2 separate regions of the Homo sapiens genome follow, and region 1 is linked to region 2. The links are chromatin contacts, found by Hi-C in ENCODE. All regions are on one chromosome and are shown on one strand. Each heading gives the region's core, a stretch centred on a gene start or an enhancer-like site at or near the end of the contact. The rest is flanking DNA. Distances are from core to core; before and after follow the strand shown.

Region 1 (2,700 bases), core at 193-2,692, 1.5 Mb after region 2:
GGGCAGCTGGAGACTCAACCAATTCCTCGCCTGGCTCAGGATGCCACAGAAATGGGTCCCTACACCAGCCTTTCGGATTCCCTAGAACAGGTGGACCACAGGAATGAGCCATGCCCTGGGGCTCTGAAGCCCCCTACAAACGCAGCTCCCAGCCTGCTCACACAAAAGGGCTGGGCCAAGGTGGGCCCAGACAGGACCAGGTGTGCTATGGTCCTCACAGCAGCCAGGAGGGTGGAAATCCCCGGGGAGCCCCGGCCCAGGGTCCCCACTCCCCACGCGGGGGACCTGTACGCACCCCAGCTTCAGGGCTTCTGCTGCCTGAACACGAGGTCAAGGTATGGAGGGCGCAGCTGGCACCCGTAGTAACGACTTCATGGGGCCCCTGCCCTGCAGCCTGCCCCCTCCTCCCGCCCCCTTAAAAGGCCTCTGTCTTAAAAAAGAGGACCCCCATACTGGTGGCTGGAGTTTCGCTGTGTCAGGAGGCTGGGCAGAAGCGGTGGGCACCCTGGGAGGAGTGAGGGCCCAGGACAGCGCCTCCACTCGCTTCTCTGTCTAGGCTCCTGGGGGCGGGGGAAGGTGGCCGAGCAGCAGAGTTCGGCTGGCAGAGCCAGTCGAAAGGAGGCCGCCCACCCACCCGCGGAGAGAAGGGGTTAGGGCCGGCAGCCCCCGCAGACCCTGGCTGAGCCTGTTTCCCCAGACCCACGGGGCACCGGCCAGCGCCCGCTGACAACTTTTCTACCGCCTGGAAAAGTCCAGAACAACTCGGGGGCGGGGAGCGGGCGCGGGAGCGGACCCCGGCGGCGGGCGCTGTACGCGTGGCACTGTTTACGCGAGCGGCCCGGGAGGCGCGGCCGCGGGAAGATGGCGACGGCGAGGGCGGGGCCGGCCGGGCGGGGCTGCGGCCGCGGCCTGCGCGCCTCCTCCTCCAGGCTGGCCGCCGGGGCGCGCGGCGGCGGCGCTGAGGGCCGCGGGCCGGGAATCGGGGCCCGGAGAGCACGCTCCGGGCGGGGGCGGGGGTTCGGACCGGGCCGGGCGGGGTCGGGAGCGGGGGGCGGTACCTGTTGTTCGGGGCCTTGCGCACCAGGCCGGCCGCCTTTGTTTTCTCCCTGGCGAAGTCGCCGTCGAAGGGCAGCACCGAGGCGTAGCCGTGCTCGGCCTCTGCGGACACACGGCGCGGTCAGCGGCCCCCGCCCGGCACGGCCCCGCCGCCCGCCCACCGCCGCGGGCGCACAATGGGGTGCGAGCGCTACCTCGATCCCTGCGCTCCAGGTACTCGGCCGCCTCCAGCAGGATCAGCAGGGAGTTCAGCTCCATCCTCCCGCCCGCGCCCGTCCGCCCCGGGACGGCGGCGGCCGCTGCCCGGCCCGCTCCGGCCGGCTCCGCTCGCCGCCCACCCCGCGCGCCCGGCCGCCGCACTTCCAGACTCCGCGGACTCCGGCGCTCGGCCGCCACCCTCCGCCTCAGGCCCTCAAATTGACACATAAGGGAGAGCGGCGGCCCGCAGAGCCAATGGGAGGCGGCGTTCGCGCCCCGGGGGCGGGCGCCGGGCCGGGCTGGGGCCAATGGGGACGGGTCGAGCGCCTCGGGCCGGGCCGAGAATGTTGACAGATGCAGAGCTGGGCTGGGATAGGCCGGCCGCGCTAGTAACAATTTAGAAGCCCGAGCTTAGCAACAGCACGTGGTGGCCCGGCCCCCGCGCTAGCTGACTGGCGGCCGCCGTGCATGTTAAGTAGGCGCCGCGCGCCGATTGGCCAGAGCGGCCTATGTAAAACAGGCACTGCGAGCCAATGGCCGGTGGCGGGGCGCGCGGCCAATGAGGGCGCCGCAGCCGGACGCGTTGCCGAGAGGAAGCGCAGCGCGCGGGGACCGCCCGCCGTCCTGGGGGCCCGTTAGGACGCAGGAGCGTCTCCGCTACGAGAGCGAAGCAGGGCGCTCCGGGGCGTGCGCCGGGCCGGGCCGGGCCGCCGGGTCTGAGCGCGACGAAAGCAGTGGCTGCGTGGGGGGACGAGGCCTCGCGCTCTGCCCGGGGGTCTTGCGTGGGGCCGTGAACGACTCCCCTCCCCGCCGGGCGCAGAGTGGCCCCGGGAAGGGCCGGGACCTCGGAGAGGGACGCAGACGCTCTGATCCTAAGAGCCAGGCGTCTCTGAGGGTGTCAGTGGGGAAACAGGCCCAGAGCGGGCGGGCTCCTCAGATCGCCCAGTGGACGCCGGAGCTGAGGGAGGGCCCAGGTCTGGGGAAGGGACACAGACGTGCGGCCAGAGTCGAGAGGCTCCCCGGAGTGGGGGGCTGCATGCTCTGTGTCTGGCCTGAGGGGCAGGGACGTTCCTAGAGGCAGGCGCTGGCCACCTCTGGCCGAGGACGCCCTAAGTGGGGACGGGAGTGAACCCTTCATCAAATCCCAGCTGGCGGGTCTCCCTAGTGACCCCTGACCCTAAGGCTGGCCCAGACTGGCCTCGGCACCCCCCACCCTCTCGCAGATTTTTTTTTTTTTTTTTTTTGAGACGGCTCTGTTGCCCAGGCTGGAATGCAGTGGCGTGATGTCAGTTCACTGCAACCTCCGCCTCCCGGGTTCAAGCGATTCCCCTGCCTCAGCCTCCCAAGTAGCTGGGACTACAGGCGCGTGCCACCACGCCCAGCTAATTTTTGTATTTTTAGTAGAGATGGGGTTTCACCATGGATGGTCTGGATCTCCTGACCTCG
Region 2 (2,700 bases), core at 44-2,543:
TCTCCTGGTTGGTGAGTTTTCATTGTTTACCTCTGCTCACACAGGGACTCGAGGAGGGAGACTAGGACTCAGAGTCCTCCTTCATCTTGTCACTTCTCTAAACAATTACTTTTTGTTGAAGACGCCATGTAAGCTGGAATTCAAAGCCATCTCTTTGAACAACTGTGTGAAATAATCGTGCTAAACTGTTATTCTCCTTTAATCGTTCCAACCAAGCACCCACGGGGGCCATTATTCCTCTCCTACAACTGCAAGGCAGTGCCTCACCAACTAGCTTTGTTCCTGAGGCAAGCGGCAGGAACCCCTCTGCTTTCCTCAGTGAGCAAGCGGCCCCTGACCCTGGCGAGTGAGTTTTCTCTTCACAGCCCCCTGTCCCTGCTGCCCACTGAGCCAGCCAGCCCGAGGGTGGAAAAGTCATTCTGGCTCTAAGCTTCCAGCACAGTCCGGGAGACCACACGGGTCCTGGGGAGGGTGGCTAAGCCCGAGGGGCTTTATAGGATGAGTCACAAGAAAGTCCATCTGGTGGGCCCTCCCTGACTCCCCTCCACTGTCCCCGGCTCACGGCGAGGAAGGCAAGGCTGGTGGGGGGGACAGGAAAGGGCTGGGGTCTCTCCCCACCTCCACTGCCAACGCCCTGCAGACCCCCAGGCCACAGCCTTTCCCGGGGCTCCCCCAAGGTATGGGAGGTGGGGCGGGTCCAGTTTACGCTGGTTTCAAAGAAGTGAGAGCGCCCCGCCGCCATGTCATGGAGGGTCCCGCGCCCCCACCCCTTGCCTGGGGTCGTGTGTGGGCAGCCGCAGAAAGCGCCCCGACGGCAGGAGCGGGGTTCCAGGCTGAGACCGGGCCTCGGCGGCGCCCCTTCCTGCCGGGAGTGGCGCATCCCAGGACCCACAGACAAACAGGGCCAGCCAGGGTCACCCGGAGCGCGAAGGCCGGCTATGGGCTTAGGGTGGGGTCTGGTCCCTACGGCCGGCCTAGGGGGAACGCGGGACAGGAGAAGGTCTGGGAAAAACCTGCTTCCGAGGCCTCGGCTTCGGGGCGTCCTCCTGAGCTGGCGCCAGCCCGCAGCGGGGCCGGGCAGGGACGCCGGCCTAACGGTGGGGACCGGCAGGGCCTGGGGGCAGGACGAGACAAGCACACAACCGACGGGGCGGGGCCAGGCGAGGGCACGGGGCCGAAGAAGCTTCTGCCAGGCCCGAGACCCGCACTTAGTTACCTGAGAAGGCGGGAAGGTGCGGCCGCGGGGTGAGCGGCGGACTGACCCAGCTCCAGCGCCTCTGCAGAGGCTTGCAATGGCGTCTCTCGGGCTCTGATTGGTCAGGCCTCCACACGTGAGCCTCTAGGAGCCAATCATGTCGGCCCACCTAGCATGCGCTGATTGGCTCAGGCTGGCCAGGGGCGGGCGCGGTCCTTCCACGGCCCGGTCCCCGCTCCCTTCCCCAGGCCCGGAGGCCCCGCCCGAGCGGCTCCGCTGGGGGCGGTTCTGCTGGAGAGGACGGATCTGCTGGGGAGATGGATATCCTGGAGGGGCGGATCTACTCGGGGGGCGGGTCTGCTGGGAAGGCCGGATCTGCTGTGAGGGGCGGGTCTTCTGGAGGGGCCGATCTGCTGAGGGGGCCGGATCTGCTGCCTGACAGGGCTTCCTGGCCTGGGGAGGAGGCCGTGTCTGGAGCTTGAAAGCCGGCCCCGCTGTGTTCAAGATACAGTCAAACGTTCAGAAGGAGGAGACTCCGGGGGCAGGGTGGTGCCCAGCCAGTGCATGGGGCCAGGGCCACGCTGGTGGCACCCAGGCAGCGCTGCCTCCTGGCTCTCGAATGGCTGTTCTCTGCCCAGAATGCTCTCCCACGGGACACGCGCCTCCCTCCGGGTCTGTGCACGTCACTCTGACAGAGAGGCCCCCTGACCACTCATGAAATAGTAACCCTAACCATTGCTCTCTGCTCCCTGTCCTGCTTGATTTTCCTCCAGGGCAAACACCGCCACTTCCATGTTTATCATCTGTCCTCCATCACTAGGAAAACCAGTTCCAGGAGGGAGGGACTAGTATTCCCAGCCCCTAGAACAGAGCAGCGCATATCACAGGGGCTCAGTAAACATCTGGGGAGGAGTGCCATTCCCAGGAGGCCTCAGACCCCGTCACCTGAGATGAGAGCTGGATCCCGGAGAAGCTCAGGTCTGACCCAGCATTCATTGCTGTAGGAAGGGCTCGTCTAGACTCCAAGGGAGCCGGGTGCGGTGGCTCACGCCTGAAATCCCAGCACTTCGGAAGGCCGAGGCGGGCGGATCACCAGGTCAGGAGATCCAGACCATCCTGGCTAACACGGTGAAACCCCGTCTCTACTAAAAATACAAAAAATTAGCCGGGCGTGGTGGCGGGTGCCTGTAGTCCCAGCTACTCGGGAGGCTGAGGCAGGAGAATGGTGTGAACTTGGGAGCGGAGCTTGCAGTGAGCCGAGATCGCACCACTGCACTCCATCCTGGGGGACAGAGAGAGACTCTGTCTCAAAAAAAAAAGACTCCAAGGGAAAGCTGCCTGGGTCGTGACCTGGCACGTCCAAGTCGCTGCTTAGGCTTGCAAGGGGGTCCAGACCAGGCTGTGGATGGGAAATGGGAGGCTGGGGGAGGATGGAGGCTGAGCAGTGGCTGGATGTTGGGGTGCCCTGTTGAGGGGCAGCTGGCAGCAGCCACGGACACAGGGGT

What was found. A loop is a pair of places that touch in the nucleus more often than their neighbours do. Pooled maps may share reads with other maps.
Region 1: a map of ascending aorta shows a loop between it and region 2 (9-fold over the local background). The contact joins the promoter of MXD4 here to the promoter of PCGF3-AS1 in region 2. A Hi-C loop is called at or near these places in 2 of 168 maps with a recorded cell type or tissue (ascending aorta and naive thymus-derived CD4-positive, alpha-beta T cell), 2 of 37 single-sample maps with no recorded cell type and 13 of 50 pooled maps.

The regions. Positions count from the first base shown.
Region 1 is chr4:2,260,667-2,263,366 of GRCh38, forward strand. MXD4 (MAX dimerization protein 4) reads right to left here and starts at 1,443. Exons shown (of 6, transcript NM_006454.3): 1 at 1,251-1,443; 2 at 1,059-1,158. The coding sequence starts at 1,314. RefSeq lists enhancers at 1-562, 1,794-2,455, 2,456-2,700 and silencers at 663-722, 733-1,122, 1,213-1,272, 1,323-2,162.
Region 2 is chr4:780,556-783,255 of GRCh38, forward strand. It overlaps PCGF3-AS1 (PCGF3 antisense RNA 1), which reads right to left and starts at 1,294. Exons shown (of 3, transcript NR_171661.1): 1 at 1,217-1,294. LOC124900163 (chloride intracellular channel protein 6-like) reads right to left here and starts at 1,293. Exons shown (of 2, transcript XM_047416474.1): 1 at 1,217-1,293. RefSeq lists enhancers at 409-1,126, 1,127-1,843, 1,844-2,561 and silencers at 1,053-1,132, 1,233-1,582.